Regions from separate parts of the Homo sapiens genome. Here region 2 is linked to region 1. Evidence: chromatin loops called from intact Hi-C (ENCODE). Cell type or tissue: ascending aorta. All regions are shown on one strand. Links, peaks and the distances in the headings refer to the core of each region. The heading gives the core; the rest is flanking DNA. Region 1 overlaps SH3TC2 (SH3 domain and tetratricopeptide repeats 2). Region 2 overlaps FBXO38 (F-box protein 38).

What was found. Peaks named below come from ENCODE experiments on the same cell type or tissue, not always from the same donor. Only the 100,000 strongest peaks of a DNase experiment are listed, where the experiment ranks them.
Region 2: it touches region 1 in a loop (5-fold over the local background); 47 of 110 quality-filtered maps call a loop at or near these places.

What each region holds. Positions count from the first base shown.
Region 1 is chr5:149,033,136-149,040,131 of GRCh38, reverse strand. It overlaps SH3TC2 (SH3 domain and tetratricopeptide repeats 2), which reads left to right. Exons shown (of 17, transcript NM_024577.4): 8 at 1,642-1,837. Among named protein-coding and RNA genes, the nearest start is that of MIR584, 26 kb to the left of the region's middle. In ascending aorta, for the core only: a CTCF peak has its summit at 4,657 (motif pointing right); a DNase peak (open chromatin) is centred at 4,641.
Region 2 is chr5:148,440,787-148,447,782 of GRCh38, reverse strand. It overlaps FBXO38 (F-box protein 38), which reads right to left. Exons shown (of 22, transcript NM_205836.3): 21 at 6,546-6,659; 22 at 4,947-5,814. The coding sequence ends at 5,636. Among named protein-coding and RNA genes, the nearest start is that of FBXO38, 60 kb to the right of the region's middle. In ascending aorta, for the core only: a CTCF peak has its summit at 3,685 (motif pointing left); a DNase peak (open chromatin) is centred at 3,642.

The sequences.
Region 1 (6,996 bases), core at 3,365-5,864:
GTTGAATAAATGAATTATATACACACACACACACAATTTAAGTAATCTGTATGTGTGTATACACACATATCTGTAAGTACTGTAGATCCATATCTACTGGATAATGAAGTCCAACACTTTTTAGACATCTAGAAATACCTTCTGTTCATCTTCATCTTTAGAACTCCCCTTCACCTCCCTCCCACACACTCCTACCACAAAGTACAATTTTATAAGTGCTGAGCCCAAATAACACAAAAAAAGAAATAGGATTATGGAACCCAGACATCAGATCTAATAAATTACTGATGACAAACAAGATTTTTAGCTTCCTAAAGCAGTACAGCCTTGTAGTTAGAACGCAAGGCTTTGAAGTCTATTCTGGTTCAAATTCTGGCTCCTTGACTTAAAACCAGTGTGATCTTGGCCAATCCACCTGCCCTATGTTGCAACTTCCTCATTAGTAAAATGATACAATAAAACCAACTTAAATGTTGTTATGAGAACCAAACAAAATGACATCCATAAATCACTTTGCACAGTTTCTCTTACAATGTAGATATTTAACACATGGTAGATCCCATCGACCCACAAAATAGTGAGAATTTCTGATCTTGAAAACACAATCTAGAAACTTGACCAAAAATGTCAGAAAAAATAGGCTAGTAGCTTTAGCAGAGAAGCTAAAGCAAATATGGAAACTGAGGCACATAAAAGCCTTTATCTCCACCAGGATTAATGGAGAGGCTAACCAGCAGCCTGAAGACTTAAGCTCTAGACTCAGTTTTGCCATGCATAAGATCCTTAGACAAATCTCATACCCTCTCTCTCCCTCCGTAACCTGGGAAAAGGGGATTCTGATAGTTTCCGTGCCCTTTGAAGCTCTTGAGAAGACCTGAGAAAGTGAGTGCAAATTGTACTTTGTAAACTGGACAGAAAAACATTCATCAAAAGGTCATTGCTAGATCCTAGGTAGGCAATTTATCAGATTGAGTACCATAGTCTGAAAGGGAGTCTTTTAGATCCTTCTAAGTCATTAGCAGCTTTCTATTCCACCAGTGGTAATAAGGCTAATGTTTATTGAGGGTTGACCAGGTACCAGGCATTGTGCACTGTATCTCTTTGATTCTCTTTAATATTTATAAGCAGCAGGTATTCCTATTATCCCCATTTTCCAGTTGGGGAGACTGAGGGTCATAGAGGCCAAAGGAGCTGGAAGGACATGGAGAGCTTCTCTGGTCGAGTGGTTCTCACACACTGGTCTGTGGATTTGTGCCAACCATGACAAAGCATTTACATTACAGTGGCAAAATCAGACAAACCAGGACAATACAGTGAGCTTTCCAGTTTCCCATAAGCTATGTTTATTCATTTTTAAGGCATATCCGCTATCTGAGAATCTTTTTTTGTGTTTGTTAAAACATTTTTTCTTTGGTGAAAGTGGATTGTAGTTCTTTTAAAAATATGTCCTAGTTTGGCAAAATGAAAAGCAAATTGTCCTGTGTCATTCCTGCCAATTTTTGGGTGGGGAGGGGAGTGAAATGTTACTGGTCCTTGACATTCTAAAGTCTGGGAACCCCTCATTTTCTATTGCATTGGAAGGTGATGGGAGGCTCAGCTGTTCATGTCTTCTGTAGCTGATCTGTGTGCTATTTTCCACAGGCAGAGGACGCTGTAAGGCCTTGACGGGTTATGAGCCAGGAGAAAAGGATGAACTGAATTTCTACCAGGGAGAAAGCATTGAGATCATCGGCTTTGTCATACCTGGGCTTCAGTGGTTCATTGGAAAGTCGACAAGTTCAGGACAAGTGGGCTTTGTCCCCACCAGGAACATAGATCCTGATTCTTATTCCCCAATGTGAGTATTGACAGTGAGCATGTCCTGGAGCTGGGCTCCCTTTCCCAGGGTTCCCTCCCCTCTTTGAGCAGATTTGCAGTTGAGCTTCGAGGGTGCCCTGGTGACATGGAGCCAGAAAAGCACATGCTGACACCAAGGTTGATACAGAGAGTGATAGAAAGGAGAGAATGCGTCAGTTCAGTTTATTTTAACAGGTGGTCACTGAGGACTTCCTCTGTGCAAGGAGGGAAGCAAAACTCCAAGACAAAGGGCATGCTGTTAGGCACTGAGGGTGTGGTTTTGGTACTTGGATCCTGCTACCCACACTGTCTAACCACAGGGCCCCTTCAGAGGAAGGGCACACACGGGGAGAAATAGATTAGCAGCATGCTGATCCCACATAGGGCTGGGAGGTGGGTCCCATGTAGATCTTCACTCATTCAGCTTTCAAGCTGAATGCCAATGTGTGACTTCAGCATTGGCTAGGAGGGCAGAGTGTTTCTCTTACTCTTTTCTGCCTTGAATCCAGAAAGGCTGGTTCTGAGGAGCAGACCCATCTGCCTGGCCAATCAGGAGAAGGTGATCAGCCTGCTCCACCCACCCTGTCATGGAAGGACAGAGATATCGGGTATTGCTCCATCTTTTTGGAGTGGGCTTCCTATGTGGGGATAGGAAACAGTAGAAAGCCTGGGCGCAGGAAGTACACGAGGAAAGGGAGAGTTGGCTCCTAACACTGACACAACATAGCGCCCTACACTGGGAAAATGTGGCCCCAGAAATGTCTAACGATCTGAACAGAGACTTAAATTCTTTCTCTTGTGGGAAATAGCCAATGAAGAGAGCAGACCAAGGGGCAGAAGCTCCCTGTAAGCCCTGCCCTTCGTGGGGAGAGGAGGAGACAGAAGGTTATTTTTTTTCTATGTAGAAATGTGGGAGTCCAAATAACTATAAACAAGGAAGACCACTCACTGAGCTCCTGGAGAGGTATGGAGAACTATCGGGACTTGTAAGGAAGAAAAGGATATCAAGAGAACTTCATGAAGAAGGGGACATGTGAATTAAGCTTTGCACAATGTAAAATATTTCAACAGATGTTGATGGGAAAAGAGGTCATAGGTAGGAAAGTGAGTCAGTGCTTGAAGAACGACTCATGTAGTTTGGAGGAAGTTACCAGAAGGTCACTGGTGCAGCAAAGGTGGGTCCATGCTCTGGAAACCTGGGAATGCCTGTGTGAGGGCCCTTTCCTTAACCTGGCAGAGAATGGGGAGCTACTGCATGTCTCTGAGCAAGGGTGACATATTATATGACTGGACCTTTTCTCTAGGAAATGAAACCTGGCTTTGGGGGAGGCATGCATCATCAGGGGGAATCTGGAGGCAGGAGACCAGCGAGAAGCCCACGGTGGCACTTAGAAAAGGGTGAGAATGGAGAGGAAGGCCACTGCTGAGGACCAATGGACAGGAAGTCAAAGATTCCAGGAGCTTTACAAATATGGACACCTGTGTTCTGCCTCCAGAGGCTGTTGTGTAACTGGTCTGGATGGAGGCTGGGCAATTATATTGATAAAAGCTCCCCAGGTGGGGCTGGTGGGCAACCAAGGTGAGAACATTGCTCTGAACCACCCCTTCATGTTACCACAGGGGGAACAGAGGACCCCAGGGATGAAGGAGCTGAACCCAAGGCCTTCCCTCTGGAACTTTAGAATCCTGACATTAAATCCAGTGAGCTCTCATTAAATGTCCTGGTGATTTTAAATCCTGACATGAAATCCAATACATTCTGGTGAGAAGTCCCAGTGAAAGGGAGAAAGAAAAAAGAGGATGGAAAATAGGAATGGGGGAAGAACCCTGGAGGATGCCTCCATTTACAGAGCAGAGGAAGAGAGAACGCAGAGAGGAAACAGAGGAGCCACAGAGAGGAAGAAACAAGCTGCGGGGGAGGCGGGGCTGACACCTGTGCTGTCATCAGAGAGGTACAGCAGGGCCAAGTGAGGAAAGAAAGGCCTTTGGGACTGGCCATTGGTAGGTCTTCTGGAAGCACAGTAGCTACATGGCTTACAGAGTTGTGGAGTCAGGGTCCCCAAAAGGCATTCATGACCATGTGAGTGCAGCTTGTGCCTCCACTGGCTTACCAGCTCCTTGTCTTTGGACATATTCATTTATCTCTCCATGCCTCAGTTTTCTCATCTGTAAAATGTGTAGAATGTTAGCACTTGCCTAATAGGATTGCCGTGACTTTAAATGAGCTAATAATACACACAAAGCCCTTAGAATGGTGCCTGGCACAGTGTGTGTGTGTGTATGATCCACAGGCACTTGTTCTTATTGTTGTTTGTGTCATTGCCGTTGTTGTGGGTGGTGATCTTGAGAGGCAGTTTTAATAGGATATTGGGGACAGATGTCATTTTCATAACTTATATTTGGACTTCTGCACCTCACGCTAATTTACCTCAAATGACAGTAAGTCAGCACTACTGAATTAATTCAGTCATCATATTTTCACTGGCTTAGTTGTAAGGGGTCCTCTCACACTGAAGAGCAGCGTCCTCTGTGCTGTGTGAGGTGGACTATGACATTCTCCTGTGCCTGGTCAGTTGTGGGACCCAATGCACCAGAGATTGCACAATTGGTACCGAAGGGGAAAATGAGTCAGAAAACAGGGAGGGGTGGCACAAGGAGAAGAGGGGAACTGGCTCCTTGCATATCCCCCAAAGCACTCTCCAGATATCAGAGCTCCTTGAATCACAGCAACAGAGGGATGGGTTTTGAGCTCAGAGGAATGACCCAACTCCACGCAAGCAAGCCGCTGAAGTCTCTGCACGCTGCCGTCCGACTGGCCACTGGGTGTCACTCTTGTCTATGTTTGCTGGGTGTCAGGGTCTGAGAAGAAATTCAGCCTTTGCTGAAGTCTCCATCTTCTCCGTGTAGGTTTTCTTTTTGTGCTTGTGTATTACTCCCTAAAGTATGTGTGTATACTTAAGTGCCTAAATTAAAAAAATAAGTCAGATTGATAAATTAATGTACTCAAAACCAGAAAAAAGAACATAGGAAAAAAGCTAGTATTTTATAGTATTACAGTTAGAAAACATTCTTTTGTTACATTCCTTCTTTTATTCTTCATATTGCCTGTGTCTTTATAATTCAATTTCTTGTGGAATCTATTTTTGACACTAATAATTTTGCCATTGGTCTCATAGCCATTTATTTGCATGATGTGTCTACGTGTAATATATTTTATTACATATTGACAGCAAGTTGTCCACTTCTTCTTCATAGAGTATCTATTTTAGTAGCTATTTTCAGTGAAGATCTGTGGGTTATAAATACTCTCAGTCCTGAGTCTTGGCCTGTCTTAAATATATATAACACTTAACATATACTCTTGAATTATAATTTAGCTAGGTATAGCATAACATCTTCAAAGTTTGCAGGAAAAAATAACTTTAACTATAAAATTGCAAATCCATGTTGCCAGGGCCTTGTCCATTTTGCTTGTCTTTTCAGAGAATCATTTTTTCTTTTGTTGACCATCTTTATTGATTTTTGTTTTTATAATGATACTTCATTAATGACAGCATTTGCTTTGATTATTTTTGTCTACTTTCTTTGTTTTTATTTCATTAATTTATGATCTTATCTTTCATATTCAATTCATTCATTCTATAAAGTTGAACTGTCAATAGTAATTAAACCAAGAAAGGAGGCGTAGGAGAAATAGAGAACTTAAAAAGACCTGTAAGCATAAAGAAATGGACATCATGTTAAAAATGATATTATATTTATTTATTTTGCTCAGGACTTGGTGTGTTTCTTCAATATGAAGATTCATGTCTTTCTTCAATTCTGGAAAATTTTCAGTCCTTCTTCCTTTGAATATTGCCTCTCTCTCGTTCTTTTTAGTCTCTCTTCTGGAATTCCTATTAGAGGTACGTTGGACTTACTCTATCCTCATTCTTGCTTAATCAGTTCTTTTATATTTTTTATCTTTTTGTCACACCAGGCTAAATTCTGATTGATTTTCTTGACATAATCTTCAGTTTCACTAATTCTCACCTCTGCTATGACTAAACTTGCTGTTTAACCCACCCATGTAGTTCTTAATTTCTGTGCCTTTATTTTCCATTTTCTACGATTTATATTTTGCTATTTTTCATATATGGCTGTTTCTTCTCACAGTGCTCCATCTTTTCATTGTAGCTTCTATTTTTTCTTATTATTTCACCTTTTTAATCATTCATATAAATTCTTCTTCAGATTATTGTCATTTCTAGTTTTTTGTAGTGTTAATATAGTTATTTGTGTATCTGCTGGCTCTCGTTGTGAATAGTTCATTTTATTGCATGGTTTGTATTTTTTGTTACATGAACTAATTTTCAACATTTTAAAAGATGGGTTTTATATGGATCCTGGACTGAAGAAAACCTTGCTGACTAGGTTTTGCATTTGCTTCTCCTGGAACCTTAGGGAGTAATGATCCAGGACTGATTTTTTACTATTAATTCTTGGATCGTGGTACCAACACCAGGTAGTGTAAATTCAGATCCCACACGTCCCAGTGGCATAAGCCTAGGTGTTTGATGTTTTCCAGGGACTCAAATAGATGAAAAGTGTGTTCTCGGCAGGTAGGAAGAAATTTTTCAATCTGCTCTTTGCTCTTTACAGAAGTTGAACTCTTTCAGACTCCAGGGAGTTTAATGGGCTCCCTGCTTCAGGCAGGTCTAAATCACATCTCCTGTCCTTGGGGTGGGCATTAGAAGGTCAACCCCAGTTCTGAAGGCCAGAGTCCCAGCTGAAACCACCAGGAGCTCTGGGCCATCTGCTTTCACCTGCCAATCTGGGTTTGGTTTTTGCTTTTGTTACTGGCTTCCAGTGATTTCCCTTTCTTTCTTTAAATAATGTACTAAAATATTCATCTTTGTTACAGATTTTTCTATAGATATGGGGGAGAGTGGCCCTTTTAGAGCCCTTTAACCTGCCATATTGCCAGAAGCTTTGCCATGTTCTTCTAACCCAGTTTTCATGTTTGGAAATATCTAATGCAATTTGTCAAGCTTCTTGGCCTTTCCCTAAATTCTAAATTCTCGTAAGTTGTCCTGGAACTCAGGACTTTAGCAGATGTTGTGAGGCAATGCACGCAGAGGTAGAAGACCTCAGTTTTAGTTTCAGCTTTACCACTTTCTA
Region 2 (6,996 bases), core at 2,582-5,081, 590 kb after region 1:
TCCTTATTTAAGTCCATTCAAGTTTTCACTTACCTAAATTTATTTTTGAAGGGAACATTATATCAGTACTCAAAATAGAAAAAAAGGCTAATGAGTTTTAACTAGATGCCAGTGATCAAAGTGCAACCTCTGTTTCTGTGTTTAAAAGGGAGACAAGTGAATGTTGGAGAGTTGTTAGAAATGCCCTACCTCTTGCTTGGGGCTCTTTCAGTTAATTGGGAGGGTCAAAAGAGAATTTACAAAAGAGAAGCTTCCAAGCTTTAGGAGTTATTGTGATTTAGCTACAAGCTGCATTCTACACTTTTGGAAACATGGAGAGAAGGGATAAGAAACTGCATACATTTTTAACTACTGTTACAGTGGATTCAGATTAGGTTTCTCCTTCTTTACCTTTTCTTTCAGTTTGCCCCAGATCTATATCTTTGTTAATAAAAATAATAATAAAATAGCAATAAGAGAAACTGACATTTAATGAGTTTTTTTTTTCTGCTAGGCATTGTGGTCAGTGCTTTATATGAACTATTTCATTTAATCCTTATGAAATCCTTACAAGATTAGAATGAAAATTACCCCCACTTTACAGCTGAGCAAACCTCAGCTAAGACATCTGGCGACTAGCTCAAGGTAGCAGACCTGGGAAGTGTGGATTTGAAATGCAAACCCAGGCAGTCTTATTCTAAATGAGGCCCACAGTCCTAAGCATGTGCAACTGTGGTCATTATGGGGATGTATGTATTCCACCTTCACCTGTTAGACACTGCTAGGAGAGAGCAATGAACAATGTTGCTTAAGAATTTTCCTTTCCACATCAGCCTGGGACCCGAAGAGGAACTCTGGAATGCCTATTCCAGTTTGAACTCTGCCACTCATTTGCTTTCTTGTTTTCCTTTGCTCTTGCTTCCTCTCCCTGAGCCTCAACTTCCATCTTTAAACCATGGAAGACTCTGGTAAATTATTGATCAACAGGAAAGGCCCTCTGCACTGATCTTTTATAGTCTGTCTAGTATTCAGCAACCTGGGATTACTGAATAACCAGCAATAGACTGTGAGAACAAGATGTGAGTCAAAGAAAGCATTGGTCCTTTATATTCCAGGCCATCAGAGAGGCTGCTCATAGTAGGAGTGGCCCCTGAAAAAGGCAGTTTGCCTTCCCCATATTTCTTGGTCGGAACCTGGAACACTATTTGGATATGCTCCCATTGGTCTCATTAAGCATCAGCCTACCATTGCAAGCTTTGTGCAGTTTCTCTGCACTTTTATAAGATCTCTAAGTCTCTCATAACAGTATATAAAGAGGGATTGTTGACTTCATTTTACAGAAGAGGAAAGACTTTGTCAGGGAAAGTGATTTGTCCAAGAACAAGAGCTGATATGAGGCTGAAGTCAGAGGACTGAAAACATTCAGATTTCTCAATTCTAACAAAGTGCTTCCTTCTTAAGTTTATTTTATTTCTAAATATATAAATTATACATTTTTAGACTATATAAATAATAGGTTACATAAATGATGTATTTATGCAATCCATTTCCACTGTAAAAATTTGTTATATATATTAATACATACAAGAAAATACCCCTTGACTCCAACTCAATGCTACCCCCCTCCCCAGAAGTAAATGCTTTTTTCACTTGGCTTATGTAATTCAAATGTAATTTTCTATGCATTTACATATGTATAAATGTACATGTATAACATATGGCTTTTTTTCTTATATGTAAATAAAATGATGTTGGTATATAATAATCTGCTACTTGCGTTTTCAACAGTGTACTCTAAACATCATTTCACATTAACACATATAGTTTTTTTTAGCTGCTGCGTATCCATTTCTTGCTATAGACATTGTATGGATTGCAGTGTTCTTTTGCATTCTACCTGCCTCCCATGTGTAAATGGGACATCTCCCGCATCAGAAAATCAGCCTCTGTTTTTCTGGGACTGTGCTAAACATAGCTGGAGTGGTTTCAATTTAAGTGGCAGCAGTAAGTTGACTTGGCAGGTTCCCTATTAGGGCAGGCCCACCCTTATATGGGCCTCCTCTCATTATGAAGGACCAAGAAACTGCCCAAGTTGCACAGGCTTTGGACTCATCCTGCAGGATGTCATCCTTTGACAGCATCCTGCTCCCATCAATTCCTAGATGTGTGCTTTTGAGCAAGTTATGTAACCTTCTAAAACCGAGTTTTCTCACCAGTAAAGTAGGAACATATTGATCATACATTTAAAGTGTTATTGCAGGAGGTATGGAAAGCACTTAGTAATGATCACTTTTAAAAATGCTAGCTTTCATACTGTCATGATTTCCTCTTTCTCAACAGCCTCACCAGTTCTGTTTCCTACTATCCTGGAATATGGTATGAGGAACAGGTTATGGAAAGATGAGTCCAAAAAAACCCCACACAGCACCCGCCCCCCGCCCCCCCCGCCACAAAAAACAAACAAAACCAAACTTGGCTGGGCGCGGTGGCTCACGCTTGTAATCCCATCACTTTGGGAAGCCGAGCGGGTGGATCACCTGAGGTCAGGAGTCTAAGACCAGACTGGTCAACATGGCAAAACCCCGTCTCTACTAACAATACAAAAATTAGCCTGGCATGGTGGCGGGTGCCTATAATCCCAACTACTTGAGAGGCTGAGGCAGGAGAATCGCTTGAACCAGGAGGCAGAGGTTGCAGTAAGCTGAGATCGTGCCACTGCACTCCAGCCTGGGCAACACCCAAACTTCTTTTGATAATAAAAGAAATTATACTGGAAGCAATACTACCTCCACTGGCATCACACTGTCCAGTTTACTGGCGGCTCCTATTGGAAACTAACCACTGCCCTATGGGGTGGGTGGTTATATTATTAGTTGTTACCATTTGACAGAAAAGAAAACTGAGGCTGAAGGGTAGGGGTTCCAACCATCTCCAGCTCTCCCATCAGTTGTTTGAGGAAGTCAAAAACTGAACTCAGGTCTTCAGATTCTACATATGAAGTCCCTGTAAGAATTGTGGTACTAGCTATTATTTAGGGAGACTGTTAGACCTACACACCTGGCAATGAGACACAATTCTCTCACTGATATTAAGTTATATATCATCCATGCAGTATTTTTAAGGCCTTTAAAAAATGTGCCAGGCACTGCACTGCACCAACAGCTGGTGATATAATTAAATGAATGAATAGGATATCTCAGTTCTCTATGGCAGGTGTGGCCAAACCGTGGCCTGGAGGCCAAATCTGGTCTATGAGCCTTCAGGATGGTGTTTTACTTTAGTAAATGGCTGTGGAAAAAGTTTTATTTTGTGACGTGAAAATTACATGAAATTGAAATTTGTGTCCATAAAGTTTTATTGCAACACAGCCATGCCCATTCGTTTATATCGTCTATGACTTTCACAATAGTTGTGCAGTTGCCACAGAGAATGTGGCCCATTGAGCCTAAAATATTTACCATTTGGACCTATATAGTTTGCTGACCCTTGCTGTAGAGCAATCACTCTCCAGCCCTTCGTATTATATATATATTCAGAGTGACTATCGTAGTTGGCATCTTCCAGATTTTTTTTCAGCTATTCCAGTCTTAGCAACTTTTGAATGATTTTAGCGCTGCCAGCTGTACTTCCACTGATCTAACAGTTTAGGTTAGGTTAGACAAAGACATGACTAAGCCAAAAATTACAAAGCAGCGGCCTCTTGTGGCTAATGTAAGCATTACTTAGATAATTTGGTTAACAGGTTACAGTGAAAACCTAGAGTTAGATTGTCTTCGCTCAGGGTTGGGAATCCCAGATTACTTTGAAATATCTAGGATATTCTGTATTTCCTGCCTCTTACCACACTTGTAATCTGTATAGTGAAACACACTTGTCTAATTATAAGTTAGCTGAGTTAAAAATAATGTAATAAGGAGACAATAGAATGAAGTACCCAATTGAATCACTCTTCCTAATGTAATGAGAATTTTTAGAGCCTGGGAAAAAAAGAGAACGTTAAGGAAAGACACTGATTAACGCGGAATATTTTGTGTTAGAAAAACTTGCTGGCATCCTTGTATTTCTGTCACGAAAAACAGAGGCAGCCTAGTGGGAATCAGAAATTGGGATTATTGTCCTACCTAGCCTAAAAACAGGTCCTAATTATGAGTGAGCAATTTTCCCCCTTGGGCTTCAATTAAGCCCTTGTAAATGAAGGGGCTGAACAAATCTCAAAGAAACTTTACACCTTTGACCATAATTTCATGTCTAGAGAAAATTTATAAAAATGTTCCACAGGCCTTCAGTTTAAGTAATTTGCTGAGGTCACTTGGCTGGCAAGTGACAAAGCCATGACTCTGCAGGTGTTAAAGCTTTTGCTGACGACCCTTGACACTGTAATACTATGTATATCACTGCCTTATCAGGGCAATTAATTCCTCACCTTGAAAGGGGAGAAAGGCCATCTCCTGATGACAAGAAGTTTGGAAAATTCTGCTGTTCCCAGTATTGCCTTAAAGAGCTCTGCCTGTAATCCTAGTACTTTGGGAGGCTGAGGCAGGCAGATCACCTGAGATCAGGAGTTCCAGACCAGCCTGGCCAACATGGTGAAACCCTGCCTTTACTAAAAAATACCAAAAATTAGCTAGGCATAGTGGCGGGTGCCTATAATCCCAGCTACTCCGGAGGCTGAGACAGGAGCATCACTCGAACCTGGGAGGCAGAGGTTGCAGTGAGCCGAGATCATGCCATTGCACTCCAGCCTGGGCAACAAGAGTGAAACTCCATCTCAAAAAAAAAACCAAACCAAAAAAAACAAACAAAAAAAGTTATGTGAGTTGAACATCTTGTAGCTAAAAACTTTCAGAGATCAGAAATTGGATTACACTGGAATCTTACCTTAGATACAACTCTATATATACACTGCTTTTCTGTGCAGTATTTGCTACTCTTCTTTAAAAAGAGGGATTCAGGTCCAAGGCAAGAGAAAAGTTTTTAATAAACTTTTATTTTATATTCAAGATAAAGCATATACACAATTCAATGTGGAAATAAATTACTAGAAATACTCTGGAAACTTTTCCATTTCCCTCTCAAACTCACTTTTTTTTAAGCTCATAAGTCTTTTTACTTGATTTTAAGAAACATGGCAACTATAATACTAAGAAAGAACTACAGCTTTGTACAGAAACATAGAGCCTTGTCTTGACTATAAGGTTTAGTTGGTGTTTTAATAACAACAAAAAAGCACAAAAGACACAAACACTCTTCAACAGGTTTACTCAAACAGCTTCGCTCAAGAAGAAAAAGGCACAGATTTAAAGGGATGACAATAATCATTAAGAATGAAGTAAATGGAGACTCAGTCAAAAAATGATACTTCATGAATTAAGTCAAGAAAAACAAAAGTCTTTCAAATTATCTGTCTTCCTTAAAATGAATTTTTAAATTAAATTGTATAAACATATGATATAAAGTTGGTACTTTAGGAAGCGTCTTTGTATATTTTTTATGTACAAATCTTTGTATACAATTTCGATGTTCCTTATATATTCCCTATATAGCAAACCGAGCCAGGACCTCCCAACTGCATGCCTCAAGTCCCTGTGGAGCACTCTGGCAGCTGGATGGCCCTACTTGCTTTCTGACAAAATAGCTGGAAAGGAGGAGGGACCAATTAAATGTAGTCATCTTCAACTGGCTCTCCATTGACATCACAATAGTGGATAAAAATTGCCACTACTCGCTGAAATACACCCTTCTTCATCTGACGCATCTCTGAAATTTCCTCTCCTATTGTTTCCATACAGATGTCTGCAGACAGCTGTCCTTTCCTTCTAGGAGCATAGATAGTGCCTTTGAAATTAGAAATAAAAGGAGAGATACATATGATAATCAGAATCATTTGGAAAATCACTGATAAGCTGGTCCATAGGACAGTCCCATATACTGCACTATAATGTAACTGATGCATGAATAGGTCAAGGAATGGGTCACCACCAGTTTGTTCTTATGTTTGATGCCTAAGACAGAATACATGCTTAAAGTCTCAAGGTAAAAATACTGCACCAAAGGCAAGTCAGACACATGCACATGTAGTTCATAAAATCCATTTCCTTATAAAGTATTTTTAAAAAACCTTTGGTTAACAATAAATATTCAAGTATGCTACCACTTAGAGAAACTACATTCAAAAATTTCTCCCCTAATTTCTACACCTAAATTATAAGTTTCCACACAATAAGCAGCTCATAACTAGCAGGAGAATAATACAATTGGAACAATTTTGAAACAATATAGTTGAAGTTATTTAATAAATAAGATTATAAATATTTAGGTAATATAAAAATCTTGTAGGAAAATCTGTCTAAAGGAATCCTTTCTACCAGCCTTTATATATCCCTAGTAAGTCCACTGAACATCTACTGCACAAATAAAGAACTGTTTTGAAGTGAGTAAATACAAATTATTTCTATGGGAAACCATTTAACACTGCACTGCTCCTAACTCACAAAAAGATATTAAGTATGTAACACAGTAGGCTATACTTAAACTAGAGAATAGATGTCAAGTCAGGTCATAATTACTTTCTTCATCGTCTTCAAAGTCGTATCGAGCGAAGCTGTTGGGCTCTGCAGCTCGTAATGACCTCAGCCAAGGGAAGTCAGAAATCATGGAATATGGAGCTCCATCCACAACACCTAAAAGACAAATGTAACATTGCTAACTGGCGTGGGAGTGCTGACAGAGCCAAATTCTGCAGTATTTTGTAAGCAGAATGTAAAATATAAAATAAAGAGAGTGAGTCAGGTGTCCTCAAATCATTTCCAGCTATCAAACTAATTTGTAATTTCTGTTTACGTTTTATGTTTCATCACTGGTTCTGATTGTCCTAGAAATAGTAAAGACTCATACAGGCAAAGCAATCTTCATCTGGCTCCCACTTCTTGCAGGTATTAAAATCATCCATATTTTGAAGAACTGTAGGACCCCCATTCATATCTTCCCTAAGGCATGTTCGGTCATCTAGTTAATAGC